6 separate regions of the Homo sapiens genome follow, and regions 2, 3, 4, 5 and 6 are each linked to region 1. The links are chromatin loops, found by intact Hi-C in ENCODE. Cell type or tissue: A673. All regions are shown on one strand. Each heading gives the region's core, and the rest is flanking DNA. Links, peaks and the distances in the headings are about the cores only. Region 1 holds the start of LOC124902252 (a long non-coding RNA gene). Region 2 overlaps LOC105376223 (a long non-coding RNA gene). Region 3 has its middle 140 kb from the start of ZNF618. Region 4 holds the start of LOC107987120 (a long non-coding RNA gene). Region 5 has its middle 8.6 kb from the start of KIF12. Region 6 has its middle 69 kb from the start of ZNF618.

Region 1 (5,227 bases), core at 1,045-5,044:
CAAACTCTTGACCTCGTGATCCACCCACCTCGGCCTCCCAAAGTGTTGGGATTACAGGCGTAAGCCACCGCGCCCAGCCGTTATTATTTCTTTTGTAAATGTTTAGTAGCATTTACCAGTGAAGCCATCTGGGCCCAGAGTTTCCTTTGTGGGAAGCTCTAACTACAGATTCAATTTCTTTAATAGATATAAGGCTATTTAGGTTATCAGTCTCTTCTTGATGACCTTTGGTAGTTTTGTCTTTCAAGGAATTTGTCCATTTCATCTAAGTCTTTAAATTTATTGTCATAAAATCATTTATAATATTCCCTTATTAGCCTTTTAATTTCTGTCATATCTGTAGTGACATTGCTCCCCTATCCCTGATACTAGTAACTTCTGTATCCTTTTTGTTGTTTTTGTTGTTTCCTGATTAGTCTGGCAAGAGGTTTATCAGTTTTACAGATCTCAAAAAGCTAACTTTTGATTTTCCTTTTTTTTTTTTTGGTTTATTTTTGATTTTCATTATTTCCTTCCCTCTGCTCACTTTGTTTTAAATTTGCCTTCTCCAGCCCCAACCCCCAGTTTCTTAAGACGGAATCCGAGACCATTTATTTGAGACCTGTCTTCTTTTCTAACACAGAAGTTATTACTATAAAGATCTCCCTATATATCAACAGCATTTCACCAATTTTTATATGCTGTTTTTTACTTTCATTCAATTCAAAATACTAACATCTCTTTTGGTCTCTTCTTTGACCCATGGGTCATTTAGACATTTGTTACTTAGTTTCCAGATGTTTGGAGATCTTTCAGATCTCTCTGTTATTGATTTATAATTTAATTTATTGATTGATTTTAAGGCTCAAAATAGTGTCTGTCTTGGTAAATGTTCTGAATGAACTTATAACGAATGTGTATCTTGCTGATATTGGATGTGGTGTTCTATAAATGTCAATTAGGTCATGTTGGTTGATAATGCAGTTCAAGACATCCTTACTGATCTTCTGTTTGCTTCTGTTCTACCCATTAGGAGAGAAATATATTGAAATCCTTGAGTATAATTGTGAATTTGTCTATTTCTCCTTGTAGCTTTATCAGTCTTTGCCTGATTATTTTGAAGATCTATTTTTAGGTGCATAAACATTTATGATTCTTATGCTATTTTGAAAAGTTGGCTTCTTTGTCATTATGAAAATACCTTCTTTATGACTGTTAGTAGTCTTTGCTCTGAAATTCATTTCATCTGATATTAAAATAGCTACTCCAGCTGTTTGGGATGAATGTTAGCACAGTATGTCTTTTTCTATATCTATCTTTAACCTACTTATATCTTTATATTTGAAGTGGATTTCTTGTAGCAGCAGATGTAGTTGGGTCTTGCTTTTTCATCCACTCTGACAATCTCAGCTTTAATTGGGGTATTGAAACTGTTTGTTGTGTGTTTTCTATTTGCCCTGTTTATTCTCTGTTCATTCTTCCTTCTTTTTCCAGGCAAGGGTGAGTTGAATGCAGCCTCTGGGACAGGGGGATGAAGGCAGTGAGGCACAGAATGAGCACTGGACTGGGAGTCAGGAGCGCCCACCTTCTGGTTGTGATCACCCTCTCCTCATTCTGAAGGAACCACTCAGGTCTCTTTCCTCAGCCTCCCCCACCACCTGGTTGAGGGGTGGCAGAATGGTATCTGGTACCCAGATTTTATACCTTGTCACAGAGCAAGGAGGTGGCTTCTGGGTCAGTGTGTTTGTGTGTGTGTATGAGTGTGCATGTGTTTGTACATGTAGGTGTATGTGAGTGTGTGCATGTGTGAGTGCGTGGGCATGTGTATTCTTTGGCGCTCACTCACCGGCTGGCCTTTGGACCCAGGCTCCCCCTGGTTTCCAGGGAGCCCCGTTCTGCCCTCTGTTCCTCGCTTGCCAGGGGGACCCAGCTGTCCGGGTAACCCACTCTCACCCTTAAAGAAACACACAAAAAATTACCAGTCAAAGTGGGAAGGGGTTCTAAGGCAGGAGGAGGCGGAGGGGGCCTGGGAGAGCCAGAACAGTGATTCCACAGGGTACCCGAGATTGCAGAATGCTGGGGCAACAAATGGAGGCCTGGTGGGGTAGGGGTGACAAGACTTTCACCTCCCAAAGAGGAAGGTCTCTGTCTCTCCTCTCGCATTCCGGGCCCTGCCTTCCCCTCTCCTCTCCCACAATTCCTCTCCTCCTTATTGCTTTTCCCCAACAGCATGCAGTTCCCTCCTTCAAACCTCAGCTCACACTCGTAGAATGCCTCCTCCCCATTTATTTATTTATTTTTATTTTTTTAGACAGAGTCTCGCTCTGCCGCCCAGGCTGGAGTGCAGTGGTGCGATCTCAACTCACTGCAACCTCTGCCTCCCCAATTCAAGCGATTCTCCTGCCTCGGCCTCCCGAGTGGCTGGGACTACAGGTGCCTGCCACCATGCCCAGCTAATTTTTGTATTTTTAGTAGAGACGGGGTTTCCCCATGTTGGCCGGGCTGGTCTCGAACTCCTGACCTCAAGTGATTCGCCAGCCTCAGCCTCCAAAATGCTGGGATTACAGGTGTGAGCCACTGTGTGGCCACCTTTTCCCCTTCTATTCTCATTCACATCTTCCCTGGGTCAAGGCCATCGCTCCCTCCGCCTCCTGTGTCTCAGAGGGTTCCAATCTTTCCCCCAATTAAACCTCGAGCTCAGAGAGGGCAAGAACCACATCTGAGTCATTCATCTACATCTCCCCTTCAGTGTCCAGCCCTTGGCTCTGACGGATTCATGGGGGCCCCCTCCTCCCACGCGGCACTGGGAAGCTTTCTAAGGATGCCTTGGGGATCCCGGCTGCAAGCAACGTGTTGTTCCACAAATGTCCACGAGAGGGCGCCCGTGGACAACTCAAAAACCAGTTGAAGGTTTCAAGGGCCTGGTAGGGGCGATATTTACAGCTCCCCAGATGAACTATCATTCTGGTTCAAGCTTGGGGCAGGACCCCCAAGCACTGCTGACGGAGAAAGGTCAACAATGTGGACTCCATTTTCACACAGGCCCTGGGACATGGGTGCCCAAAGGGTCGGAACCACTAGAGTCTGCATCAAGGCAGAAAGGGCAGAGGGTGGGTAAGTGTATTAAGAGGTATCTGACCTTGAATCCTGGGGGTCCCTGTGCTCCAGGTAAGCCGGCCACACCTGGATTTCCTCTCTTCCCAGCAGGGCCCATGGGGCCAGGGTCCCCATCGTCTCCCTGCTCCCCCTGTTAAGAAAGCAGGCAGAGGAGGGTCTCTTGTGTTTCACGATACAGCCAAGGAAGCAGATGGCTCAACGCCTGGGCAAACCCTGGGTGAAGCTGGAGGAAGGGGTCACACTCCAGGATGGAGGTCAGACGGCCTGTGTGTGATGTGGCTGGACCAGGAGGACAGGAGGAGCTGAGGATTGTGAGTGGGGAAGGGCGGGATTCTGAGTGAGGAAGGGGCGGGAGAGGAACCCTATCCACCAGGCAGGGGAGGAAAGGAAGGTCTTTCTGGGTGCTGGCATCCAGGAGAGACAGTCAGAAGGTCCACACTCCCAGGTGCCAGGGGAGGAGATGGTTGCCCACCCCAGAGAACTTCTGGATGTGTTGGTTCTGCCCATCCAAGTTTCCAAACGGGCTCCTCTGGCCCATGGCCTGGGGAAGTTCCCCTACACCTGGTCCCAAATGGAGCCACCATCTGTTAATGCCAATTCCCGCTCACCTGCTGTCCTGCTTGCCCGTCCCTGCCAGGAAGCCCATCTGGTCCAGCGATGCCCTCGAGGCCCTGTCTCCCCACCACGCCCCGGGGCCCTGGCAGCCCCTGCAGGCCCTGGGGGGTACATAAAAAGCTGGTGAGGGCATTTGGTGCAGGGAGTGGGAGGAGGGCGGGTGTGGGGGGCGGGCAGGGAGGTTGGCTGGAAACAGCAGCTGTAGTCACTCACCTGGACCCCCCTCCGGCCTGGGGCCCCTGCCTTGCCTTGCTTTCCCTTTGGTCCCTGAAAAATCAAGGGCCACATGATGGAGGCTGCCTGGTAGAGGTGTGGGACCCTAGGGGCTCTGGAAGGAGGGACTGAGAGGATTGTGGGCCCCTGGGTGAACATCTGATGCCACAGATGTACCCAAGCACTCTGGCCTGGAAGCCTGGGGCCAGAGCTGGCCTTGGAACCTCCTGGGGCTGTCACTGAGCCTGCTCTGGGCCTTGGTGTCCCCTCACTGGCATTGACAATTTTCTGGGAGGAGCCAGAGGCCACAGTTCCACTGGATCTTTTAGAGACTAGGTATCACCGAGGCAGGCAGGTGAGGGGGGCGCACCCGGGGGAGGGAAAGAGCATTAAGAGAGCACTGGCCCAGTCTGGGGGCTGGGGGAAGGCAGGGGCCCTGGGGCAGAGGCAGGAAGTGGCTCCTGCTCAAGCACCCTGTCTCTGCCTCCTCTTCCTCCAGACCCCCTCAATTGACTTCTCCCAGTTTTCTCTCTACAGTGTGGTGAGCCCTGGGTTCAAGTCACTCTGGTTGGCCTCAGGCAGTTGGCTCCCCTCCTGGAGCCCCAGTGAAATGGGGCTGATTGTCCCTCCTCACTCAGGCTATTTGAAGGGAGATGGGGTCATGGCCAGAAGCAGCCTGCCGGGCTCCTGGTGGGCCGCCCCTCCCTACCCTGCCTCGCAGCCTCTGCAGCCTGCGTTTGGTTTGCTGTGTGACTGTGGGTCAGGCTTCCCCCTTCCTGGGACTCAGTCTCCCTGCTGAACCCCCGGCCCTCTTACCTCTGCGCCTTTCGATCCTTTGGGTCCCGGCCACCCCCGGGGTCCCGGATGCCCCTGCAAACCAAGGTGAGATGACGCAAGGCAGCCCCAGGATTCTCTCCCGGGGAGGGTGGCCAGTCTCCGCCTGGAGGGGGAGGGGTGGGGAGGGGTTTGGGGGTGCAGGTTCTGGGGGCATCCCCAGGGTCAGGGCAGGAGAAACAGAAATGGCTGCCCCAGACCCTCCTGCAGGGAGGGTCCCTTTAAGCTTTAAAGGGCCTAGTTCTTTAATTCCCACTGCTCCGCCCCACTCAGGGTGGGAGGCAGGGATGGGACACGAAGCACCACTCACGGGTTGGCCCTGCTGGCCTGGCTTTCCACGGAGGCCTTGCACACCCTCCTGTCCCTGGAAGCCAAAGAGAGACAGGTGAGGGGGGCCCATCCTGCAGAGGGCTGGGAGGCAGCACAGAAGCCTGGGAAGTTCTTGTTCTTTCTAGACATGTGTCATCCC
Region 2 (5,227 bases), core at 791-4,790, 610 kb after region 1:
TTTTCTAGAATCAAAACAAAAGCTGACTCCAGCCCGTCCCACCTGGAGCCAGGCACCTATGGGATCTGCAGACCCAGACTCCCTCCTTAGTCTTGAGGAATCTCTCTCTGTCCTCACTCTCGTTTGTTGCTCAAAATGTCAATCAAATTTTGAGTTCCTAATCTTTTCTCCAAAATCCTGAGTCTTCCTTTCCTCAATAAATGGTTTCTCCAACTGCTCAGTTGCTCAAGCAAGAAATAGAGGACTCACCCTCCACTCCTCCCTCTCTTTTCTCCTTGTCCTCCTGACAGCCAAACCATCACCAAATCCTGTGTGTGAAACCCAAAGCCTATCTGCAGGCTGTCCCCTTCTCTCTATTGCAATAGTCATCTCCAATCCAGTCTCTGCCCAGCAAGCAGAGGGATCTGAGATGCAGGAAATCAATGCTGGTCCTCCTGTTCCACCGCTGTGAGATGCTTCTACTGCTGAGGAGGTATCTGAGCCTTCTGTGCCCACGTGGAACAGCCCCAGCCTCCTTTGCAGGTCACAACGCTCACTGCCTCTACTAGAGCCTCCCTTCAAACACCAGTGCTGCTGGTCATGGGGCACATGCCTGTAATAGCTTGAGACCAGGAGTTCAGGAACAGCCTTGGCAACATAGCAAGAACCGCCCTCTCTGAAAAATAATTTTTTTAAGAAAAAAAAAATAGCCAGGCACAGTGGTACATGCCTGTAGTCCCGGCTACTCAAGAGGGTGAAGTGGGAGGGTTGCTTGAACCCAGGAGTTTGAGGTAACAGTGAGCCCTGATGGCACCACTGCACTCCAGCCTGGGTGACAGAGTGGGACCCTGTCTCTAGAAAAAAATATAAAAATAAAAATAAAAATAAAAAAACACTGCTGCCTCCTCTGGTCATCACAATACCTCCATGAACACCCTTTCCCTTTCCCCCACCAATTGTTCAGATCTCAGGGGAGCTGGGGAGCTCTCACTTCCTCAGGGAAACCTCCCTGCCCACCACCCCAACCCTAGCAGCTTTGAGACCCTGGACCTTCCATCCTCCTTCCCCCCGGTTTGCCGCTTCATTCCTGCCGTGTCTGGCACTCTGCATGTGGTGTCTGAGGGCAGGGACCACAGTGGCTGTCGCTCACTGATCTATCCCCAGTGCTTCGCACAGGGCCTGGCATGTAGCAGGCCTTCAGTCTTTGCTAAATAAGTGAATAAATGAATGAATGCATTTCCAGATGACTGCGACTCACAGCTATAGCACTGTCACACCTTGACCAAGTGTCCCTTCATTCCTATTTCCCACCTCCACATTCAATCCATCAGTGAATCCCATGGACATTAACTCCAAAATATGCACCAAATTCATCCTTTCTGCTTCTACCATGCCCACTCCAACTGGTCTCCTGGCTTCTTCTCTTGTCCTCCCCCATACAGATTATTCACACAGATATAAAGGGCAGCCCCAGTCCCTTTTGAAATAGACAAAATCAGAGTCTACCATGACCCTGCCTCATCCCTTCCAGTGGGCTTCCCACTGCATTCCATCCAGCTGCTTTCTGGTGCCTTCCAGAGCCCTCCAAGGTCTTTTTCCACCCCTTCCCTGACCTGTCTCCCACCTGCACTAACCATACATTCTGCTTCAGTCACACTGGCCTTTGGAGCTTCTCAAAACATGATAAACCCATTCCTACCCCAGGGCCTTGGCACTTCCCCTTCCTCCTGCCAAAGACTCCGCCTTCATGCCCAGCAGGGGCTGTGCTCCCTGGCTCACTGAGGGACACCTGCAGTTCAGCAGGCTGGTGCATAGTAGATGCTCCATCCAGATTTGCCGAATAAGTGAAAGGACCTCTGCATGCCTCTGCATCTTGTACATCTGTTTGGAGCCGAAGTATAGACCCAGATGTGTTATTTTCCCTTGTTAATTACTGCAGAGTAATTATAGTAAGAAGTGTAAGTACAGCAAGCATTAATGGGGAAAAGAACAGATTTCATGCACTAGCTCGCAGAACATTTGAACCAGAGATGGGCCTCCCCGCAGCCTGCTAGAATTCTGGAGGGGGTAATTTGGCCCCCTGAGTCACAGCCTGAGCCCAGCCCACCCCAGTTTTTCACGGCTTCTCGGAAAACCACCTCCAAGCTGGTATCTGCCTCAATAGAAGCCGTGGTGGGGCTGGGGGAGCCTGGGCCTTTCTGGGGTTAAAAATCTTGATTCTGGCTGGGCATGGTGGCTCACGCCTGTAATCCCAGCACTTTGGGAGGCCGAGGTGGGCGGAACACGAGGTCAGGAGTTTGAGACCAGCCTGGCCAACATGGTGAAACCCCATCTCTACTAAAAATAAAAAAATTAGCTGGGCGTGGTGGTGGGCGCCTGTAATCCCAGCTACTCAGGAGGCTGAGGCAGGAGAATCGCTTGAACCCAGGAGGTGGAGGTTGCAGCGAGCTGAGATCGCCCCATTGCACTCCAGCCTGGGCAACAAGAGCAAAACTCAGTCTCAAAAAAAAAAAAATCTTGATTCTATGTGTTTCTGAAAAGCTGGGTGGCATCAGGCAGATGGCTGAACGTCTCTGAGCCTCTGTCTTCCTATCTGTAAAATGAGGATAATTGATATCTCCCTCCTAGGTTGTTGTGGGCCCTAAAAGTGACAACATATGCTAAGTGCCCATTGTGGGTTTCAGCCAAGTTGCCCCCCTTCCCTCCCTTCCCAGTGTGGTAGAGAAAAGACACGGTCCCTGCCTGCCCACTGCAGGCCCTCCTGTGACTCTTCCCAGAAGAAATGGGGCAAGGCTGTCTGTTCATTGATGTGCTTCCTCTATTTTGAAAAACCAGGTTGATTTCAACAAGATTGATGAAAAATGTCTTCAAGATGATTGCTTCAGGCCCAGTGTTTCAAAAAGGAGTTGCTATTGGCAAAGAGGGAGTGCCACATCTTGATGAGGGGGACTGTACAGCTTGTGCGGGGCTGTTTGCCTCTCTGCCCTCCCCAGCCACACCCACATACGGACAAACACTAAATGCCAGTTGCATCCCACTAGGCAGAGAGAACCACAAACGCCCCAGGGCTGGAAACCACCGGGAGAACTGGCCTTGGGAGGTGCAAATGACGTCGGGGAGGAGAGTCTAATGTAAACTGTAAAGTGCTGGAGAGCCAGGGTCATTGCTGATATTCCAGAACCTACTCATTGGTCATTTCCAGCTGCTGGGAAGCGGATCTTGGACTTGAGTTTTGCCTTCCGGATGACCCTGAGACGCCCTCTTGTGGGCATCAGTGGTAGTGAGTGGCAGGTTTTCCAAGTTGCTCTCTCATTTGCAAGTGGAGCCTTGCTTTTCTTTTGGTCTTTTCTTTTCCTTTCTTTCCTTTATGTTTCTTTCCTCTTCCAGTGCTCTTTTATTCAGTGCCACAATTCTTATGAAGATTATATCTCCAAATACCACTTTTCTGTTCTCCAAAGTGTTAGAAGATGAAGATCCAATCTCATATGGATCCTACCTTTAAAAAAATTAATGTATTTTTGCTTTTTGAAGATCATTGTACAAAATTTTGAAAATGCCAAAAAGCACAAGCAAGCCAGTAAAACTCGAGAGTAAGCTTTCTAACTCAACCTAGCAGGCAGCAGGAGAAAGGAATGAGGGTACAGTCTTCCTGGTTCACCAAGTGTTGATATGAGCATTTCCGCAAAACATGTTGGCGATACGAGCTCAATTCTGAGCTCGTGAAGGAGGGTGGACATCTGGGCCTAGGAACTGAATGAGACAAAGCCGTTAGTCACATAACTGAGGATTCCATCTGAGCCTGTCTCCCCACACCCCTCTTTTTCTTCCCACAGAGACCATCCCGTGCAGTTAGTGCAGGGGATGGCATGAGCTCTGGAGTGTTCCATTCATTCATCTGTTCATTCATGGATTCATTCAACAATGCTCAATGATCATCTCTTGTGGGCCAGACCTTGTGCTGGCACCTGGAGATACAAAGCCTAAAATACAGTCCCTGCTACTCAGAACTCATGGTCTAGACTGGACACAGCTAGATAAACAGGAGATTACCAAGCATGCTCTGATGAGGGATGCTCTTACGGGGGTACTATGGGGTACTGGAGGCTAATCCTGGATCCACCACTCCTCAGGTATGTGGACAAGCCACATCCTCACTCTGATCTTCAGTTTCCCCATCTGTAAAAGGGGGATAACAGGACCGGCCTCATCACATTGTGGCGGCGATTGAATGAACATGAAGTACATGCATGAAACGTGTAGCACACAGAGCAGGTACTTGCTAAATACTCCTCTCCATCCATGCTAAATTCTTTCTTCAGACTCTGGAGATCAAATCTGACCAGGATCACCTATGACAGTCAGGTTGCCTGTTGGACTTTTGGGAACATCACAAAATTTTGTATGTAGTCAATGCCAGAAAGGGTGGCCTGGAAATTATCCAGCCAAGTCTCCTTATTTTAGAGAAGAGGAAACAGGGCCCAGAGAGGAGAGGAGTTTGGCCCAAGGTCACACAGAAGATCTGGAGAGCCTCTAGGCTTGGTCATTAAGGTTCCAATCTCTGCAGGGAGAAGGGAGATTCCCTGAACTTGAATCCAAGGCTCCTCAACTTACTGGGTTGGGCAAGTTAGTTCAACTCTCCATGTCTCGGTACCTCCATCTGTAAAATGGGCATAAGAACAACTTCCTTCCTAGAGTGTGTGGGAGGATTACATCAACCAACTCCCAATTCAGTGCTCCATCTACCATACCTAGAATTCATGCAGCTCAGAATTTAGGATAGCAATTCTTCATTCTGAGTCTGTACATTTTGCATCCAGAATCCACGGGTCAGGACTTGGCTCAAGTTCTTCCCTAAGTGTAAAGGCCTCTTGGTGGAAACCTTGGGCAAGAGGAAACATGTTTCTATTCCAAGCAGCAGAGAAGTAAATTATGATCAAAGAGAGTTAAGATCAAAGCAGTGCCACCCACCTCTCCCTCAGATTAACCTTGCTTTACATCAATTCAATGAACATGGCTGGGTCACATTTTAAGAAAATAGGCTGCTTCCTGGTCACTAATAGTCAATTGCCTCTCTTGGCATGCCCAAGATGAATTATAATGGTTTAAGGTCAAACACAAAATACGAACAATTGCATCAAAACATCAGATTAAATAAAAATAAAAATAAGCAAACATCAGAATAAGTTAGCATCTGGGTGAACTCTTGGTAATGGTGGCCACCCCTCAGCCTTTCCTCTTTTCCTTCAAA
Region 3 (5,227 bases), core at 557-4,556, 550 kb after region 1:
TTGGAGTCAGGGTTGGTGGGGAGGGTACAGTGAGCACTGGGATTGGAGTCAGGGTTGGGAGAGGGTACAGTGAGCACTGGATTGGAGTCAGGGTTGGGAGAGGGTACAGTGAGCACTGGGTTGGAGTCAGGGTTGGTCCCTGCTGTGCTGCTGTTCTTATTGTGGGCTCTTGAGTGCAAGTCATTTCTCCTCATTGGGCCTCAAGGTCCTCGTCTTTAAAATGGAAGTAATAATTCACCTTTCTCACAGGATAAAGGAATCATAACATTCCTGACCATAATTGAGTGCCTACTGTGTGTCAGGCCTATTCTAGATGCTTCACATACATTATCTTATTTAATCTTTACAAGGACCTCATAAAGCAGCATCGCCACATTTTGAAAATTAGGAAACTAAGACACAGAGAGGTTAAGTAACTAAGCCTAGGCCACCCAGCTGGGAAGCGGCAGAGATAGGATTTGAACACAGGCAGGCCGACTGTGGAGCCCTAGCCCATAGTCTCGACCAGTACTGCCTTGTGGGTATAAAAGCACTTTATGCACAGGTGACATCTGTCATTACCATTATGCTATCGTTTGTTGTGTCCTGATTCAGGCTCTCAATGAAAAGGCAAGATCAGAGAAAATGAAAAGAAGTTACTCTGCATGATAGTGAAAGACCACTCAGGGGACAGATGTGGCAGACACAATCACCAACACAATGCTTCATGCTTGCTCAACTAGGGAAAGAGGAATAGATGAGATGGAGCAAAGCTAGGGAGAGGGGCCCTGCAGGAGCAATTGATGAGAACAAAGTAAGAGGCGAAGCTCCAAATAGATATTGACCAGCCTCCATCCTTGAGTTTATAGGGGCGGGGGGGACCTTCTATATGCAAAAACGAGTGGGACAATGACAGGATGGGATAAATAGGTAAAGTCTTGACGTTTGAAAAGTGGTACATTAACCGGTAGTGACACCACCCAGGGCCTGTTAGAAATGCAGGATCTCAGGCCCCACTGCCAAGGCCTATTGAATCAGAATCTGCATTTCACTGGATACCAGACATTTCCTTTGCACGTTAAAGTTGGAGAAGCCCTACTTTAAAGCCATGTGCTGACAACTTGGGAGACTGTGCGGCAGTGGATCCAGAGGGAGAGTCATGACCTAGGGAGCAGATCCTATTTGAAAGATGCCGAGGCCGGGCACCTTGGCTCATGCCTGTAATCCCAGCTACTCAGGAGGCTGAGGAAGGACAATCGGTTGAACCCAGGAGACGGAGGTTGCAGTGAGTGGAGATCGCGCCACTGCACTGCAGCCTGGGTGACAGAGTGAGACAAAGAAAGAAAAAGAGAAAGAGAGAGAGAGAGGGAAAGAGAGAGAGAGAGGGAGAGAGAGAGAGAGAAAGAGAGAGAAAAAGAAAGGAAGAAAGAAAGGAGGGAAGAAGGGAGGGAGGGAGGGAGGGAGGGAGGAAGGGAAGGAAGGGAAGAAAGGAAGGAAGGAAGGAAGGAAAGAAGGAAAGAAAGAAAGAAGGAAAGGAAGAAATAAAGAAAGAAAGAGAAAGGAAGGAAGGGAAGGAAGAAAGGAAGGAAGGAAAGAAAGAAAAGAAGGAAAGAAAGAAGGAAAGGAAGAAAGAGAGGAGAGAAAGAGAGAAAAAGAGAGAGAGGAGAGAGAGAGAGAGAAAGAAAGAGAGAGAAAGAGAGAGAGAGAGAGAAAGAAAGAGAAAAGAAAAGAAAGATGCCCAGTTTATATTTTTGCAAAGGCAAAGGATGCAAAGTCATGGAAATTGAGTCACAGACAGTATAGGAATGGGTAACAGATACACACATATGGGATGAGGCTGCGGTATGCTCTGAAAAGCCTTCTTTTCAAAGACAAGAACTCTTAGAGTTCAGTGGCCCAGCTCAGTAGAAATGACACTGATTGGGGTCTCATCCGAGCCCTGACTACTGCCCTGTGGGACCTTGGAAAAAGCCAGATTAAGGAGTAGACTGCTGGACAACTGCCCAAGGCACAAATTCACCAGGTGAGCTGAAACACTGCTAGAATAAATTGGTGGAATCGATGGTTCCACTTCCACCAAAGTAGACAGCGCCCTCCAGTGGAAGATAAAAATACAGCGTTTCTCCCAAGCATAGCCCTCTGTTCTTCAGGAGGCACCAGAAGTTCTGTAAAGATGTGTTCCATGGAGCGGGGCTGTTTACTGGGAACAAGTGACTTCTTTCATTATCTAAATATAAAATCATTTAATATATCTGCCAAAAAGCTGTACAGTTTAGCAAGTTGCAAAAGAAAACTATATAGAGTATAAAGACCACAGAAAAGTGGGAAATGCTGGGCAGGCCTTTTTCTTGACGTAAACACCACCACTTCTGCCCAAGATTCATTAGTAAGAGAATCCCTTTTTCTGTGCAATTTCTATTAACAGCCAGTCTCTCTCTATCCTCTTGAAATACATGTTGGCATGGTGGCTCACGCCTGTAATCCCAGCACTTTGGGAGGCCAAGGCGGGTGGATCACAAGCTCAAGAGATCGAGGCTATCCTGGCCAACATGGTGAAACTCTGTATCTACTAAAAATACAAAGATTAGCGGGGCGTGGTGGCGGGCACCTGTAGTCCCGGCTACTCGGGAGGCTGAGGCAGGAGAATTGCTTGAACCCAGGAGGTGGAGGTTGTGGTGAGCCGAGATTGGGCCACTGCACTCCAGCCTGGTGACAGAGCGAGACTCCATCCCCCCCGCAAAAAAAAATACAATAAAATTAAAAAAAAAGAAAGAAATACATCCTGGGCAAATATTTAAGGCTATTTATTTGAAGGGTTACGAACTAAACTACCAGCCTGGACCACCCATGGTCCTTAATCCCACATTGCCCTTAATCTCTTCACCACCCTTTTCTTCCCTCCTCAGGAGTAGTAGGAGGCTCAACGGAGAAAGTGGATTTCAAAAAAATGCAACAAAGTGCCTCAAACTATAAACCCAGCAAGGGACTCTTCAGAGGCAGCAGCGTTGACAAGGTCCCCAGGTAGCATCACTGCTTCCTGCTCTGACGTGAAACGTCCTGGTAAAGAGATTGACTGAACATGAGACGAGGACAAAGAGGCAACATATGTGGACCAGAACCCGGGCCCTTTATACCAGACTCTGCTGTGAGTCTTTTAATGAACAGACATTTTGCTAGCTGCTGCTGGGAAAGTAGAGATGTTTGATTGTAATGCTTCCTTCAAAGAGCTTATAAGCTACTACAGATAGTGACTAATGACCAAGGCTAGATAGATTTGGTTCCAAAATTCTCTGCCATCTAATACCTGGATGACATCTCAGTGACCCTAGCAAGTCACAGCCCTTCTCGCAGTGCTGATTTCCTCGCCTATAACATGGGCAAAGCAATTCCTCTCATTAGGGATTGTTATGGCAGAAATTTCGTTCCTCTTGCCTCCCGTTTCCCCATGGACAGAACGCAAAAAGAGTAACACTCCTGGCCTCTTGCCCCGCCCCTTCCCCTCTACCCCTCAGAGGGGAAGTGAATGAGTTACCTGATGTGGGGCCACAGCCTTGGGACCACAGTTCTTGGTGGGTAGAGCTAAGTTATTAAAAGACTGTAAGACTAGGGATGTTTCCTCTTTTCATCCCTTTTCTCCATACCAGGGCTAGGCAGGAATCCTCAGTAGATGAGTGACTCTGAAGCCCAAACTTCCCCCAGCAGGCCTTTCCAAGTTCTCTATGGGGGACCCTGTATGGGATCCTGTATGGGTGCAAAGAGGGTTATGAGCCAGCCCTTTGACCACAAATAGGAAGTCATGCTCTCCAATCAGTTTATCAATAAAAAGCTAACATTGATGTCCATTCGCCAGTCTCCTGGATTTTATTTCCCAATTGATCCTCATTTCAGAAGGGGAGAGAGAAGTGATTTTTCGCCGAGCCTCTTAAAGTCTAACAAGGGGCCAGGTGCAGTGACTCACACCTGTAATGTCAGAGCTCAGGTAAGAATCGCGCTTGAGGCCAGGAGGTGGAGACCAGCCTGGGTGACAGAGTGAAACCCTGTCTCTTTAAAAAATAAAAAATAAAAAAATAATAATAAAAGTCTCATAAAGGCATGGTGAGAAGAAAATGAGATATGTATATGTATATAAATTACCTGTTTCATAAGAGGCATCAATAAAAGATGATTATAATCATGTTGGCCCAGTTAGTAACCCAGACAGAGACTTTTTATCTAGGCCCGGGAAAGACTGAAGTTGTCAGTAGAGGCCTCCATGAGGAAATCAAGCATAAATTGGGCCTGGAGAAATGAGGAAGGAAATGGGAGGGCATTTCAGACAGGAAGATGTACATGGGTAAAGGTATGGATTTCCTCAACATTTCTTGCCATTTGTCCATCTTTGACGTCACCCTCTCCCTTATTGGGGTGGTTAAGTCTTCCTTAAGAAGGAAGGGTGACATCACCCTCTCCCTTGTTGGAGTGGTTAAGTCTTCATCTTCATTCCTTCTGGGTGGTCCTTCTGTTCTCACAGCTCTCATCCACATACAGCCATTCTCCAATGTCAGCCTTCCCCTTTTCTCTCATAATAACAGAGGCTTCCCAGAATAAAAGCTATACTCCCCCACCTTCCTTGCAGCTGGGTTTTGTGCCCATGTGAGTCAGTTCTGGCTAATGGGGAGTGCGTGCCAGTGATGCGTATAACTTCCAGGCCATGCCTTTGAAAGAGAGGACACCTGCCCTTCCTGCTTGCATGTCCTTTCCGTGTTGGAGGACTCATTTCTGCCCTTCTTCCCAGAAGCCTTTCCTCATAACAGTGACAAATGAAAGCCACCTTGGATCATGTGGATAAAGAATACATCCCAGACCAACACAGAAGGAATCTGCATTATAGGCAGCTTTGTAAGGCAGAGCCTTCCTAATAACTAGGTGAGAAACAAATTAACTAGTATTTTATGTGAACTACTGTTATTTGGTCTCTGTCATATGCTGCCAGAATTATCCTAGCCAATACTAGCTGCTTATCACTGTTATAGGAGTGAAGGCTTCCTGGAAGAGGGAAGGGCAGGGATGTACCTCCAGGTATACAGCACAGCATAGATACAGGTATAGAAGCTGGATGAATTCATAGACCTGCAAGCAGCTGGGTATGTCTGGGGCCAAGTCTAGGGTGGAAGGAGAGTGGTGAAAGAGACTGGCAGGGTCCAGACCAGACAGGGTGTTTTATGGAAGTGACAGAATTTGGACTTTATCCTGCCTTAACCACTCCAAC
Region 4 (5,227 bases), core at 697-4,696, 210 kb after region 1:
GTGGTCTCCAGGCTACAGAACTTTGGGCAAACCCTCTCCCTTTCTCACCCTCTGTCTGCCCAACATACCAGCTGTGGGAGGCTGGGCAAAAGAGTGAATCTCTTTGAACCCCAGTTTCCTCCTCTGTAAAGTGGGGATAAAATTGGTTTACCCTATGAGGAGTTAATACATGCTCACAGGGGATGATGTGAGAACTAGAAGTGAATTCGTATAAACTGTTCAGAACAGAGCCTGGCACATGGTTAGTGCTAAATAAATGCTAGTTGTTATTGCTGTTATTATTACTAACGGATGCTTTCAGCACAAACATTCTATCATTACTTGCGGGGGAGGAATTGTGTCAACTTCTGGACTCTCATTACTACAGACTCATGAACTTGTTGACATCCAGCTCGGCTGGCTCCTTCCTCCAGGGAGACCCTCCTAACACAGATTCTTCCAGGGAAAGGAGTGGAAAGAAGTACTCTGTCGCCCAAGGGCAAGAGCCAGGGAAGAGTTCCCACTGCCCTTCCAAGGCAACTGATTCAGAGAAATCCATTTGTCTTCACTGAAGAAAGGCCGGTGGGAATTTCCAGAGAGCTCAGCTTGCCTCGTGGTTTCAGGAAAGAGCAATTTTAGTCCTTCCAGAGATGCTGGGTTGCATCAACTCGGTCAGCCAGGAGTTGGGGCAGGTTCCTGGAGGTCCTGCTTCAATGGACAATAAGATTGGCCTGCAACAAGCAGGAATATGCCTGCGTCCCCTTCCTGGACACAGACAAGGCCTTTGGAAGTTTATTCTTTGGTAACCCTTTCCTCAGGGGTGCAAAAGGAGCTAGATCCTGGGCCACAAGCTCTGTCCCCAGGGCGCTCTGATCTCAAAGACACTCTGAGCTCCAAAGATTATAAGGGCAGGAGTGCTTCTCCAGGCTAAGCCACCCACTCCTGCAATCAGGAACCTGGATTGACAACATCTAAGGGCACCCCGACCCAGGGCCAACGTTTATTATTGACTAAGCTCTCTCCAAGGAGCAAGGACATGACATGCTTCTCATCATTTAATTCTCATACACCGCTATGAGCTCTTATTAACCCCATTTAACAGAAGAGAAAGAAAGGTGAAGTCACTTAGCTAAGATCAAACAGGCAGGAAAGGGTTGCAGTCATGACTAGAACCCAGGTCTGTCTGGATATAAAGTTCAGCAGCTTAATCATCACAGCATGTTGGACAATGCCTTGGGTGTACTCCAGGCCATAATACACAGACAAACTCAAATTTGATGACTCGAAGACAAGCCACCACAGAGCAAGGGGTCTTTGCTTTATAAATTTTGCCATTGAGAGCCCAGTCATTCCTTCCTTTGCTCATTCATTGGACATAAGGTTAAGGGGTTTTGGATGTGGTGAGTCCAATTTCCCAGTCTCCCTCAGCTGTCTTCTGCGTGGGTGGTCCTTCTTGGGATCCGACCTAAATCTCCCCCATGGTTCTGAGTAAGTCAGTCAGCACTGTTGGCTGAGCGCCTATTATGCACCCAGCACAGTGCTGGGCCCCAAGGAGGGAGAGAAGGTCTGGACTTGATATAGCAGACGCTGAGGTGACCCTTGGCTGGGGAAGGGAGAAATAGGCCTGACTTCGGCTGTGAAGAGTCCAATGAAGGGAGACTCATCAGCTCCAAGTGTCTAAAGAACGTGGCCTAAGATCTAGCCAAGAGACAAGAGATAGGGTCAGCAGAGTGCCTTAAGTGTTAACAGAGACAGATCTTGGTTTGAATTTAATGTCTGGGTGACCTTCAACGCATGATCACCTGATGTCTTAGCTTCAGTTTCCCTACCTGCAAAATAGGGCTACCAGCATAATAAGATTATTTTTTTCTTCAACTTTTTTTTTAAGTTCTGAGGTACATGTGCAGATCTGCAGGTTTGCCACATAGGTAAACAGGCACAATGATTGTTTGCTGCACAGATATACCCATCACCTAGGTATTAAGCCCAGCATCCATTAGCTCTTCTTCCTGATCCTCTCCCTCCCCACCACCCCACAAAAAGATCCTTTTTTTTTTTTTTTGAGATGGAGTTTCACTCTTGTTGCCCAGACTGGAGTGCAATGGAGTGATCTTGGCTCACTGCAACCTCCGCCTCCTGGGTTGAAATGATTCTTCTGCCTCAGGCTCCCGAGTAGCTGGGATTACAGTCGTGCGCGACCACGCCCAGCTAATTTTGTATTTTTAGTAGAGATGGGAGTTTCACTATGTTGGCCAGGCTGGTCTCCAACTCCTGACCTCAGGTGATCCGCCCCCTTCAGCCTCCCAAAGTGCTGGGATTACAGGCCTGAGCCACTCCACTCCAAAAAGATTCTTAATAGAGGATTTAGAACGACATGCTCTTGTAGTGCTCTGCGTGGACTTGGCAGACAGTAAGAACTTAGTACAGTTATAGTAGCCTTCGTGGTCTGCAACAACTGCACCCAATTCTGGTTCCCCAGCAAAACTATTTTTTTTAAGGGCCCCAACCAAGCATCAAGCTCTCTAGCAGGGTAGGGATGGGCAAGGTAGACGCTAAATGTTTTACACTCACCAGGGGATTTTAAGTAGGCTTGGGGCAAGGAAGCCTGGACACGAGCCCGCATTGTAGCTCTTTGAGCCTTTGCTCCTGGCCTCTGTCTCCATCTGTACAGAACAATCTGTGAGCAAACTCCGGTGGTTCTTTCGGGAAGTTCTCTGCTGCCCCCTGGTGGACAAGGGAAGTTCACACCTTAGTGCAGTTGCAGCTATGTATGGAGTCCTTAGCTGGAGCACATGCGGTACCAAGCGCCCATGATGACAGGGGTCCTACGTATCTACACACTTGGGGTGCATTTTCACAAGTGACCCTCATTCAGTTATTATGTCAGCTCTGAAGCCATGGAGGGAAATGACTGCCCCATTGTCCCGCAGCAAGCCACAAGGACTAGGACTCAAGTCTCTGGGTGGACTTGCTCTTTGGGTTGGAGGTGTAGGGATGAGTAACAATGCCTAGAAATCACAGGGCAGTGAGAACACCCCTCCACATCACCAGTCATGGAGTTATGGGTGCTGTGCACCTCCAGCTATGCCATGAGGACCCTGAGTGGACAGGCTGTGGCACGAGGCCATGGAAATTGAGCAAGGTCAGACATTGGAGGCAAGGCCTCCTGTCACGGAGAAAGTCACCTTATCATTCCACCATTGGCAGAGGAGGACTCAAAGGTTGACCACACCCTCTGGTCTGACTCCCAGTCAATGTCCCTGATGTCCCTGTGGGTCCAGTCACTGGGTCCTAGTGCCCTGGCCCGGCCCCTTCCTTCTTCCTGGAAAATCTCCTAAGGAGTTGCTTTCCTGGGTCTCCAGCTTACGTTACCTCCTGATTGATCTCTCCCGATTACTAATCTGGTTGACCTTGACTTCTGAAAACCCACCAGTGCCCCTGTGCACTCCCAAGCAACACCCCTTGGGACGGCAACACGATCCCACCTACTGGACCTCAGCCACCTCCCCAGCCTCACTCTCACCACTCCCTTCTGTCCCCAAGCTCCAGACCTGTGGATTTATTTGTATTTTTTGGATAAAAATAAAAATAATTTTCTATTTTCTTCCCTAAGCCTTTGCAATTGCTGTTCCCTGTGCATGGAACCCACTCCCCTCCCCCATGCACCCATCCCACTGCACTGTTGTCTAGCTCACTCCTACTCTTGGAGTCTGACTCCCCTGTCCCGGCCTCTGCTTCCCTGATCACTGCAGCAACCATCCTGTCTTATCACCTTCTCACCTCGTCTGTTCCCCAACCCCAGGCCTCAAGGGAGCTCTGGGAGGCCTGTCATATGCCCATCCTGTCCTCAGCACCAAGCATGGAGTGTGTATTTGGCAAAAGAACAAGTAGACACAAGAATAAATGATGAGGGGAGAGCCTGGGTGCCACAGTCAGGCCTATCTGGCCCCGACTCGGCCACACACTGGGTGACCTTGACCAAGTCCCATCCCCTCCCTGAGCCCCAGTATGTGCATCTGAAAATCGAGGCCTCTATTCCACATTGCACTGGGTACCCCTGAGGCTCTGAGGCCTCCTGTGAGGGGCAAGACCCTCCCCCACAACCAAATGGTTTCAGAACCTAGCAATTCCCATGGACTCTTAGACCCCTGGGCCCCCTAGGAGGGCAGGGACCCCAGAGCCTCCATCCTCCCACCCCAGCAGCCAGAAGGGGAGGAGGGGGCAGCAGCTGTCTGACCACTGTTGGTCTTGCAACTTGTGTCCCCAGGTTAATTTTTAAAAAGCAGTCAAAAGTCCAAGTGGCCCTTGGCAGCATTTACTCTCTCTGTTTGCTCTGGTTAATAATCTCAGGAGCACAAACATTCCTGGAGGCAGGAGAAGAAATCAACATCCTGGACTTATCCTCTGGGCCTCTCCCCACCCCCAGGAGAGGCTGTGCAACTGAATGAACAGCCCTGTCCAAGAGAGGCTAGGACTGGGGCTTCTCCACCCCTGCGCGTCTCAGGCTTCCCATCTGGACCATGGGGTTGATAACTGTAGTCACGCAGGCCCAACATGAAGGTCAGCGAGCCATCTTGGTGCACTGTAAGCGGGCTTAGTAGGATGATTTTATTCCTATTAATGATTCATTGTTATTTATTTATTCTTATACCAGGCCTGCCTCCTCCAATGGCAGACACCCCTGAGCCACCACACAGGTAAGGCAGTGGACAGTTTACAGTTCACTTCCTCACACATTGTCTCTCTTGGCCTCTTGACAGACAGAACAAGAACTGTTTTCTTCCGTTCACAGATACGGAAAGTGGTCTTTAGCGAGGGAAAGCCACCTCCAATATCATGCAGAACAAGGAGAAGTTGGGGGCTACCACCTCCTCATTACCATCATTAACTAAAACATCAAAGATTGAGAAACTTTGTGAACACAAGGAACACGAAGATAACTGTCCCAGAAAGCTAAACCAAGACAGTAACTGTGCTTAAACTTACATCATGGCTTTGAGCTTCCTAGCAGCCAAAGCAAGAAGGGAATATAATCACTGGCCAAGGTTAGGGTGACGGAGCAAAGGAAACACATTTATGAATAGAAGCACACTTGTTCTGGATACCAGTGAAAGAGGGATGTACTGACTGAATCTTACAGAAGGGACATGATACACCATTTGTTTCTGCACTGACTACATGGGGGAATCCTTTGATTCTCACATAAGCAGGGGTCTTAATCTTGGGACTGCCTGCCCGAAGGGGTCAT
Region 5 (5,227 bases), core at 628-4,627, 180 kb after region 1:
GGCATCATTGTGCAAGAGATGGACTTTAATGGCCCTTGACATTTTTACATAGTGACTTACCATTTTTAGAGGAAAATATCCAGTTCATAGGTAAGTCATTCCCGGGCGAATGGTAGGCAGACATTGACTCAGGGGAAAGCTATGTATATTCCTAGAAGAAGAGCTAGATCCTGGAAATGACAGGGAGTTTCAACAACCCTGGAGTCTTTTGATTTCCCAACCATCCATAGAGGCTTGTCTTTACTAAAAGACAAAACCAGGCTTTAGGATGTTTCATTTCCTCTTGTTGGACCATCATCCCATCACCAAACAGACATTTAGAGGATGCGGCTCTGCATCAGGCCCTGTTCTGGGCATTGGGATGTGATCCTCACGCTCAAAAAGCTCATTGGCTCATGCCTGTAATCCCAGCACTTTAAGAGGCTGAGGCGAGTGGATTACCTGAGGTCAGGAGTTCAAGACCAGCCTGACCAACATGATGAAACACTGTTTCTACTAAAAGTACAAAAAATTAGCCGGGCATGGTGGTGGATGCCTGTAATCCCAGCTACTTGGGAGGCTGAGGCAGAAGAATCACTTGAACCCAAGAGGCGGAGGTTGTAGTGAGCCAAAATCACGCCATTGCACTCTAGCCTAGGCAATAGAGTGAGACTTTGTCTCAAGAAAAAGAAAGAAAGAAAGGAAAAAAAAAAAAAAGCTCCTCGTCTAGTGGAAAGCCTGACTTTAGTATCCTCTGGGGTGGGGGTGGCGGGGGCAGGCAGTTAGAGGAAAGAGTGGTGGCCCAGGGGCACCAATGGGTTTCTATGGCTCTCCATCTCTCCCTAGAGTCTCGGCTCTCCCACGAATGCAACTGCTGCCCCAGCCTGTACTGGCCTCCTTTCGTTTTCCCATCTGTAAAATGCAGTAGTGAGCCAGACAGAAGTGAATTCAATGATCTCTGCATGGAGAATTTTGGGAAATGTAATGAGTCCTATGGCCTCCACTCATGTTTTAATTATAGATGGACAGCAAGCTCTGTTGGCAAAAATTTCACAACAGGCCCTGGACCCATCTGGCTTTTCCTCTGCGTGGGGTACAAGTGGAGCAATGATAGATGATTGTCATGTGATATAAGAAGAACCTCCTTCCTCACAGACCTTCTTTCTCATCTCCGCTCCACCTCAGTACTGTGCCACGCTGCCTTGCAGGGTGAGCCCCAGACTGGGCTCTGCCTCTTCCCACCAAGACTTCAGTCTCTAGCTGAAAAATGGCCATAAGCCCTCCTGTGTAATGTGCTGCTGGGGTGCTGGAAAGAGCAGAGAGCAGCGACACGGGGGCTCACCTGGGCCTAGTAGAGCCTGGCCTCCACCCTCTGGGGATTCTAGATTTGCATCGGACAGTTTGGTCTGAGAGGCCAGCTTGGCCCAAGCGAGAAGAATGTCACCCTGTTTCTGGGTGCATTTGAGAGCAGCTTTGTGACAGGAGCTGATGATCTCCATGACAAATGAGTCCCTAAATGAATCCTCGCATCATGGAGTTGAGTGTTTTTTGTTAGCCCCCAGAGGAAGGGAGGGAAGAGAGATGGAGGCTGAGGAAGGACACAGAGAAGCGCCCAGCAGGCCTCTCACCAGCACCCCTGCCTCCTTCCTGGCTCCTTTCTTTCCTTCCACCCATGTTTGCTAAGCTCCCAGTGTGTGCTGGGCCCTGCGCTGGCTCATAGACCTCAGGGATGAAGCATCCACAGTCTCTGCTGCCCAGCAGACAGGAAGAGAGAAGCCCAGTGTGATCAGTGCTGCAACGGAGGGGAGCCCGGGAGACTGTGGGGACTCAGAGGCGGGCTCTGACCTGTCCTGGCGGGTAGGGGGTGGCAGGGAAGGCGTTCTAGGGAAAGCTTGCAGGACGAGTCCACCCAGTGGAAGACAGCACTCCTGAAAGAGGGAGAACCACCGGCACAAGCAGAGGATGGAAGCAAAGCTTTGGGGACTGGAGCGCGGGAGGTAGGGGTGCAGGGTGGTGGAGACCACAGCCGGAGGGATCAGCAGGAGCAAGAGCCCAAATGGCCTCGAGTCCCAAGCTGGGAGCTCAGACACTCTTCAGAGGCCCGAGAGTAAGCCAGGGCAGGGTTTTTCCAGGGAAGGATGGCTGGGCTAACTGGAGGAGAGTGGATTGAAGAGGATGGACCGGGGGGCAGGGGGTTGGTGGGAGGGCCCCCTGATTACTCGTGTTGCTTTCTTCACTCTCTCGGAGAGTGCATCTTGAGGGCCTGCTCGTCTCTCACCACGCATCAGCTGGTCAGCCCCTCCTGGGGCTGGGCACTGGCTCAGGAGCGAGCTGCAAAGCGCAGGCCTGCACTCCACAAAGCTTCCTTTGTGATGAACCCGGGTCGCAGGGGCATGGTGCTCTGCTGCCCTCTAGCGAGGGCTGGGTATGCGCCCTGCGGGGCCCAGCCGGCTGCTAAGGTCCCTGCAGGCCTTCCATCTGTCCTATCCTCAATCGCGTCAGGAGAAGTGGAGACTTACTGCTCCTGAGGAAGGAATGCAGTCTGCAGACAAAAACAGGGTGAAGAGGAGAGGGGGTACACAGAGGAACTCAGCCCTAGCTGTGGGAACAGGGAGCACCGTGGTCAATGGGGGTGCCGCTGGCTGGGAGCCCAGTTTAACAGCTTTAGTTTCCTGGAATGAATAAGCCCAGACTCCGAAGGATGGAAGCGTGGTAATAGTGATGATGGTGGTGGTCACGGTAGAGATTTTGATGATGCTGGTGACAGTGGTTGCAGTGACCAAATGACTATGGCGTCTGCTGGTTACATAGGTATTGGTGGTGATGGTTGAGTTTTGGTAATGGTGGTGATGGCGTTATGGTGATAGTGGTGGTAATGATGAGGATGATGGAAGTAGAAACAGTGGTGGTGGTGATGAAGGAGGTGGCTAAACAGCTACTATGAACAGTCTCATATATGTCTTTTTTTCTTTTCTTTTTTCTTTTTTTAGACTGGATCTCACTCTGTTGCCTAGGCTGGAGTGCGGTGGTACCATCTCGGTTCACGGCAGCCTCAACGTCTGGGCTCAAGTGGTCTTCCCACTTCAGCCTCCTCACCCAGCTAATTTTTGTAATTTTTGTAGAGATGGGGTTTCACCGTGTTGCCCAGGCTGGTCTTGAACTCCTGGCTCAAGTGATCCTCCTGCCTCAGCCACCAAAAGTGCCGGGATTACAGATGAGAAGCACCATGCCCAGTCTCATATATGTCTTTTGTTGGATATTTGAACTCATTTCTCTTAGGCAGAGACCTAAGTGGAATTGCTAGATCATGGGATAGGGATTTGTTTAGCTTTAGTAGATACTGCAAAATTGTTTTCTGAAAATGGTTCACAAACAGTACTGCCTGTCTTTTTAATTGTATTCATTTCATTCTGGTATGTGTGTACTTGTATCTCACTATGGTTTTCATTTAATTTCCCTGGTGACTAATTATGTTGGGCAATTTTCATATGTTTATTAAATATTTGGATATCATATTTTGCAAAATGCCAGTTCAAATCTTTTGGTCAGTTTTAAGTTGAGTTGTTAGTCTTTTTCTTACTGGCTTGTAGAAGCTCTGTATATATTCTGGATAGAAGTCCTTTGTCAGATATGTGTATTGCAAATAACTTTTCCCAGTCTGGTTTGCTTTTTTACCTCTTAAATGCAATCTTCTGATGAACAGTTTTTCATTTCAATGTGGTCCAATACATCAATAGTTTTTATGTTTAGTGCTTTTTTGTGACTTGTTTAGGAAACTTTTGTCTACTGTCAATGTCAGGAAGATATTATCTAGATTTTCTTCTAAATGTAGATCCATCATTAATTTTAAATTAATATTGTGAATGATGTAAGGTATGAAATCAAGGATTTTTTTCTTTCCCTAAATGGATATCCAATTAATCCAGCCCAATTGATTGAAAAGAACAATATTCTCACAACTGAGGGCAGCGCTTCCTTTGTCATAAATCAAGTGATGCATATGGATGGATGCGTTGCTGGAGGCTGTTCTGTTCCATTTGCTGGTCTTTGCACCAATACCACACTGTCTTGATTATTGTAGCTTTACATTAAGTCTTGGTATCTGGTAGTATAAGTCCTCCAACTTTGCTCTTCTCCATTATTATCTTGGCTATTGTAGTCTTTCGCATTTTCATATAAATTTTAGAATCAGCTTGTCAATTTTCATTTTTAAAAGTTCCTGCTGGGATATTGATTGGGACTGCATTGAATCTACATATGTCAGTTGCAGAAAAGTAACATCTTCACAATACTCTATCTTCTAATTCATAAACATAGTAATTATCTCCTTTTATTCAGGTCTTCCTAAATAACAGCAATGTTTTGCTATTTTCACATTTTATTTCAAATGCCTTTTATTAAATTTATCTCTAAGACATTGTGTTTTTTGATGCTGCTCTAAATGTTAAAATTTTAATTTCCAATTGTGTATTTTATATGTAATTAGCAAGTAATATATAATATATGCATATTGACATTGTATCAGAGACTTTGGAGATTCTTAAGAATTTTCTATATACCTATACATCTGTGTATGTATGTATGCTGTGAAAAATGACAGTCTTATTAACTTAATTCTTTCTTTCCAGTTTCTACATACATTGCTGCCTTACTGTACTAGGATGATGGTAAGAGAAGAGGAAGTTATTTTTATTATTAAATATGATGTTACCTGTAAGCTTTTTTTGGTAAAGAACCTTTATTCAATTAATAAATTTCCATCGTATTTCTAGTTTGTTGAAAGCTTTTATTTTTATCATAAGCAAGTGTTAAATTTTACCAAATGTCTTTTCTGTATTTATTGAGATGACCATTTGATTTTCTCCTTTATTCTATCAATGTGTTGAATTACACTGATTGACTTTCAAATGTTCAAGCAACTTTTGAGTTACTGGACTAAATCCACATGTATTACGCATTTTCTGTATTGCTGAAATGATTGGCCAGTAATTATTTGGAATCTTAACAATTGTGCTCAGGAGAACTAATGGCCGGCAGTTTTCTTTTCTTATTATGTCATTGTAAGGATCAGATATCAGGGTTAGGCTGGCCTCATTTTTTTAAAAATGAATTTGGAAATTCTCCCTCTGGCTCTGTTGATGACATTTTGTCTAAGATTCATTTCATTACTTCCTTAAGTGTTTGGAAGATTCCCCGGTGAAGCCATCCATGCTAAGTGTTTCCTTTGCGGGGAGGTTTTTAATTACAA
Region 6 (5,227 bases), core at 444-4,443, 480 kb after region 1:
TTGTGGTATAGACATAGAATGTATTACTACACAACATCAAAAAATGCACAAACTGGCCAGGCGAGGTGGCTCACACCTGTAATCCCACCACCTTGGGAGGCTGAGGTGGGCAGATCACCTGAGGTCAGTAGTTCGACACCAGCCTGGTCAATATGGTGAAACCCCGTCTCTACTAAAAATACAAAAATTAGGTGTGGTGGCGTATGCCTGTAGTCCCAGCTACTAAAGGAGGCTGAGGCAGGAGAATCACTTGAACCCAGAAGGTGGAGGTTGCAGTGAGCCGAGATCATGCCATGTACTCCAGCCTGGGCAACAGAGCAAGACTCTATCTCAAAAAAAAAAAAAAATGCACCAACTATAGTCACATGCAACAAAAATGCATTTTAAAACCGTAATGTTAACTTTAAAGATACATACACACCCCCACAAAATACATCCAGTACGATTTCATTTACATACATTTCAAAAATAGGCAAACTCAAACTATTCTTTAGGGATGCCTACTTAGGTAGTAAAACCATGAAAAATAAAAAGAGATGATAGGAAAAAGCTGCCTTCCAGGGAGTGGAAAAGGTTTCGGTGAGAGGCTTCTAAGGATCGCTTCTTGGCCTTTTGGCTAAGATCAAGTGAGAGGCTTCTAAGGAACGGCAATGAGGGTAGTTACATAAATATCCACTTCATCATTAAATGCTACATTTATAGCTCATTCACCCATCTGTGTGTTTTCATCTTTTAAAAAAAAAGTTTAGAAAATCCAGATAAAAATCAGGAGGAAAATAAATTCTGCCCCTGAATGTGAACATTTTGGGCACATTCACCCAGCCACTTCTTTTCTGTGCGTGCCTCGTTTTTATTAACCAAAGTAAAATCTCACTTTAATTTTTATTTTTTCATTTTATTTCCTCATCAAAGATGTTACCCTCCGTCCTGCCCAGAGGCACTTGCACCAGCCTTACACGTGTGCGGGGCTCGGATAGAGGAACTGTCCTTTATCATCATTCAGCCAGTAAAGGGAAATGACATGGACTTCCAGGCAGCTTATTTTGCTGTCAATCTTCCACCTTTGAAATTCTGATAAGAGCATGAGCCTCCTTCTACAATTTACAAAACAACATCTTTGGGCCATTGCCCCATTTTACAGATGGAGGAACTGAGGATCAGAGAGGTAAAGTCACTTTTTACCCAAGGCCATAGAGCAAGCAGCTCACTGGCAGCCTTGGCTTCTACTTCTCCCATCTTGCTGACCCTCCATTTCCCACCCCTGTCCACCCATCCTAATCTAAAAGACCTGTTCTGAGTCCTTGGCCTAAGTAACATGACCCCATCTCCACCTAGTCTTGCTCCTTTCGGGGAGTGTGGTGGCTTTCTTAGGGCCTGAGTCACACAGCCATCACTCAAGGGAGGGAGCAGGATGGCTCCCGGCTCCCAGCAGAACTTATTGCATCATCACTCATGCCTTGCCAAGTCTTATTGCTCCAACATCCCCTAAATGATAAAGTTGGATTCATTAAGTGTAAATTCAATCAAACTTGAAAGAGAGAGAGAAAATAAAAGTGACTTGGAATAAGAGAAATGGAAGCACCCGTAAGCGGTTGTTTCTTTTCCTAGGAGAAGTGGCCTCTGGGCCCTGTGTGTTCAAGGCAGCAGGAGTCAGTGGAGTCAGCAACTTCCCAGGGTGAGGCTGACCCTGAGAGGCAAGTCCTGCCTCTAGCACATGCTGGCTGTGGGACCTAAGACTCAGTTTTCTCATCTGTAGATGGGGGAATATCTACCCTGCGTGACTGCACTGAGGATAAGATGGTATCTTGTGCATCATCAGCTTATAAGAACTTTCCCACTGCTGAAGCAGCGAACTGTAGGAATATACCCAGATAGGGATTCCTGGGCAGCTTGGGGTCGGCTTGTAGATGTGAAGATGGGGGAGAGGAGACGTTGGATCTCAGGATGCAGAATTTGAGTCTCTCACACGTTGTTCCCAGAACTATGAGACTGTGGTGCACAAGGTGAAATGCCTTTTATATCAGGGTGTGTGTGTGTGCATAAAAGCAGAATTAAAAAAAATGTTTACCTGTACTGTGGCAGATACAGAGAGATATGCTAGTATTTTTTAAATTCCTTTTCTCCCCAATTCAACATCCACTAAATTGATTTCATGACCTACTAATGAGGGCCTTGGCCAACGTCACAGAGCAAGCTAGAGGTGAAACGGGTTAGAACTAGATCTCCTGGTCGCTAATCCATCTGCTGCCCATTACCTCCCGCTGGCAGGTGTCCAGCTTTGGTTGAGTTTTGTGTGAGTGCTCATCCCCGTGAGTGAGGGCCAGGAAGCAATGGGGGACTCTAGGTGTGGAGGTCCAATGGCCTGTAAACCCCCCAGGCTGGAGCAGACCTTCCCCCTTCACAGGAAGGTCTAACGTGAGTCTCTGCGCCGCCTAGGAACCTAATAAATAGGGGTTGAATGAAGGGAGACATGCAGAGACCACCCCAACCAGAGTCTGATCCTGCCTCTGCCACTGTGTCGTCGTGGAACCTTGGAAGTGGCACTTCTGCAATCTGAGCTTCACGATGACCTTTACCGGGGTGTGCTGGGGGTTGGGGGCTAAGGTTCTATCCGCCTAATGAGGAAGGGTTAATAGGAAGTTCCTTCTGGGATCCCACAGGCTGCTTTGAAGCACTGCCACCTACTGGTCACTCTCTCTCATTACACCTCGTCACTTGGAAGAGGGCTCTGTTTTCGGAGTATCTCCTAAATGCATGATCCTTTCCATGGTTCAAAATCCACCCATGACAGGCAAGTTCTCTTAATCCTCAGAACAACCGTGAGAGAAAAGCAAGTATTCTTAAATCCATCTTACATATGAGAAAATTGAGGGCCAGAGAGGTTAAGCCACTCACTCAAGGACACACAGGATTTTCACATGGATGCCCAGATTCCCAATCCAGTGCTCCTTCTGCCCATTACAAGTAGCAATCCCCAGCAGGCTGGATTTAGCCACAGGCTTTACCTCCAGCAGGCTAAAGGCTGAAAGAGTGGATTGGAGATGCACATCTTAGACTGGTCAGAGGGAAGTGGGGTGGGGTAGCTTGTTTGGATGTCGCCAAGAAATACTGTCAGGTGCAGCACGTTTCTTACTGGTTAATCAGTGCTGCTTCGGGCACTCCAGAAGACCTAGGTAGAGGACTGATTTCGAGAAATGATGTGGCTAGGAGCAGTGGCTCAAGCGTGTAATCCCAGCACTTTGGGAGGCTGAGGCCAGCGGATCACCTGAAGTCAGGAGTTCGAGACCAGCCTGACCAACATGGTGAAATCCCAGCTCTACTAAAAATACAAAATTAGCTGGGTGTGGTGGCACATACCTGTAATCACAACTACTCAGGAGGTGGAGGCTGCAGTGAGCCAAGATCATGCCACTGCGCTCCAGCCTGGGCAAAAAGAGTGAAACTCCATCTAAAAAAAAATAAGTAAATATTATATGACCATTATGAAGTGCTTGGGGGATGTGACAATAACCAGGCTAACTTGGTCCATGTAGACAGCCAAACTGTCTTGCTTAGATCTGGCAAGACCCTTGCTTAGACCTGTTTTCTTTCACAAAGCAATAAACAAATAGAGATGGAATGGGTGGTGGCTGAGAGGCTGGTTGTAGTGTCCTACTCCAAGGGGTTCAAATTCCATCTCTGCCATCTTACTCGCCCTGTGACCTTGGGCAAATTACTTAAGCCAAGCTTGTCCAACCCCCGGCCCACAGGCTGCACATGGCCCAGGACGGCTCTGAATGCAGCCCAACACAAATTCATAAACTTTCTTAAAACATTATGAGATATTTTTGTGATTTTTTTTTCAGCTCATCAGTTATCGTTAGGGTTAGTGTATTTTATCTGTGGCCCAAGACAATTCTTCTTCTTCCAGTGTGGCCCAGGAAAGCCAAACGGTTGGACACCCCAATAAGCTGCCTATAAAATGGGGATTCTCTGTTTCTTCATCTGTAAAACAAAAACATCCATAATTGTTTCTTGTTGGCTGTTGTATAAATTAAATGGGCTAATATACATAAAGCATTAGAGAGTGCCTGGAACGTGGTAAGCACTTAATAAATATTAAACATTTTTTTAAATAGGAATTGAGAGGAGAAGTCTGAGTTGCACCGACCTGGATTAAAATCCTAATTTTGTCACTGATTCATTTCCCAACCTTGGGCAATCCTCCCCTTTTCTGGGCCTTCCCCACTCAGATGGCTGGAGCATTCTGCTGGGCCATTCTCTGCTCCTTCCTGTTCCTGCTGCATGATGACCATGTCACCATCCGCACCCACATTCAAGGTCAGCGGGGTGGGTAGGTTTGGCTGGTGTGAGGCAGGGTGGGCAAGCTGGGACACATCTGTTCCCTTGGTTAGAATTGCGCTCTTATATTTTTCCCCTTAGAAACTATTTTATGCAGCAAGGTCAAGCGATCAGGACTGCAAATCAATTTAAACAAAGGCGCTGAGACAGATACCCTTGAACTTCAATGACTTAAAATAGCCTCGTTGTCATCCTTAGCCAAACGCTCAGTACCTGAGTTCACTTCACCTGTCATCACCGACTAATAAACCATCCCTTTTGTGGAAACTGATCAGAATGAAGCCTTTGAATCAAAGTGGATGTGAGGCCTGCTTGGATTAATAGAGCTGCATTAGCCCCCTCCCATGTTTCCAGGATGGCTACAGAGGTTGATGCATTCTTAGGGAAATGAATATCTTATTAATATTAGGAAGACCAGACTAGCCATCTTAAGAATGACCCTGGCTGCTCTGTGGGTAGCCAAGTGCAGCACAGCCTTCTTTATGGAATGCCTCAAAGTTCTGCCTTAGAAACCAGGGTGGAATTGCTGAAAAAGGGTTGGTGATGGTGGAGGAGAGGCAGGGGAGTTAGGGAGTTTTTATTTGGAAAGGAAAGAAAACTAAGACTTACTCAGTACTTACTGTGTGCCTCAAACTGTGCCAGGGGCTTTAGACGAAGTAATTCACATCAGCCCCACAATGACTCTGTGTGGTAGGTGTTTGACACTACTTTAAAAAATAAGAGCCTTGCCAGGCGCAGTGGCTCACGCCTGTAATCCCAGCACTTTGGGAGGCTGAGGCAGGCAGATCACCTGAGGTTGGGAGTTCGAGACCAGCCTGACCAACATGGAGAAACCCCGCTTCTACTAAAAATAATCAACCGGGCGTGGTGGCGCATGCCTGTAATC

What was found. Hi-C counts contacts between places; a loop is a spot of excess contacts. Peaks named below come from ENCODE experiments on the same cell type or tissue, not always from the same donor. Only the 100,000 strongest peaks of a DNase experiment are listed, where the experiment ranks them.
Region 2: a loop joins it to region 1, with 3 times the contacts of the local background. A loop is called at or near these places in 38 of 110 quality-filtered maps.
Region 3: a loop joins it to region 1, with 2.5 times the contacts of the local background. A loop is called at or near these places in 12 of 110 quality-filtered maps.
Region 4: a loop joins it to region 1, with 8 times the contacts of the local background. A loop is called at or near these places in 88 of 110 quality-filtered maps.
Region 5: it touches region 1 in a loop (5-fold over the local background); 90 of 110 quality-filtered maps call a loop at or near these places.
Region 6: a loop joins it to region 1, with 2.6 times the contacts of the local background. A loop is called at or near these places in 25 of 110 quality-filtered maps.

Annotation. Positions count from the first base shown.
Region 1 is chr9:114,288,809-114,294,035 of GRCh38, reverse strand. COL27A1 (collagen type XXVII alpha 1 chain) reads right to left here. Exons shown (of 61, transcript NM_032888.4): 44 at 5,069-5,122; 45 at 4,741-4,794; 46 at 3,925-3,978; 47 at 3,705-3,812; 48 at 3,119-3,226; 49 at 1,826-1,933. It overlaps LOC124902252 (a long non-coding RNA gene), which reads left to right and starts at 3,223. Exons shown (of 3, transcript XR_007061741.1): 1 at 3,223-3,407. RefSeq lists an enhancer at 4,630-5,227. In A673, for the core only: a CTCF peak has its summit at 2,837 (motif pointing right); a DNase peak (open chromatin) is centred at 2,845.
Region 2 is chr9:113,680,408-113,685,634 of GRCh38, reverse strand. LOC105376223 (a long non-coding RNA gene) reads right to left here. Exons shown (of 3, transcript XR_930254.3): 3 at 1-3,729. Among named protein-coding and RNA genes, the nearest start is that of ZNF618, 190 kb to the left of the region's middle. In A673, for the core only: CTCF peaks have their summits at 3,039 and 3,239 (motif pointing left); a DNase peak (open chromatin) is centred at 3,214.
Region 3 is chr9:113,734,459-113,739,685 of GRCh38, reverse strand. No RefSeq gene overlaps it. Among named protein-coding and RNA genes, the nearest start is that of ZNF618, 140 kb to the left of the region's middle. RefSeq lists an enhancer at 343-891. In A673, for the core only: a CTCF peak has its summit at 2,077 (motif pointing left); a DNase peak (open chromatin) is centred at 2,075.
Region 4 is chr9:114,080,147-114,085,373 of GRCh38, reverse strand. It overlaps LOC107987120 (a long non-coding RNA gene), which reads left to right and starts at 4,305. Exons shown (of 3, transcript XR_001746905.1): 1 at 4,305-4,539; 2 at 4,634-4,676; 3 at 4,772-5,227. In A673, for the core only: a CTCF peak has its summit at 2,708 (motif pointing left); a DNase peak (open chromatin) is centred at 2,683.
Region 5 is chr9:114,105,276-114,110,502 of GRCh38, reverse strand. No RefSeq gene overlaps it. Among named protein-coding and RNA genes, the nearest start is that of KIF12, 8.6 kb to the right of the region's middle. RefSeq lists a silencer at 2,375-2,464. In A673, for the core only: a CTCF peak has its summit at 2,399 (motif pointing left); a DNase peak (open chromatin) is centred at 2,382; H3K27me3 peaks cover 1,203 bases.
Region 6 is chr9:113,805,020-113,810,246 of GRCh38, reverse strand. No RefSeq gene overlaps it. Among named protein-coding and RNA genes, the nearest start is that of ZNF618, 69 kb to the left of the region's middle. In A673, for the core only: a CTCF peak has its summit at 2,693 (motif pointing left); a DNase peak (open chromatin) is centred at 2,666.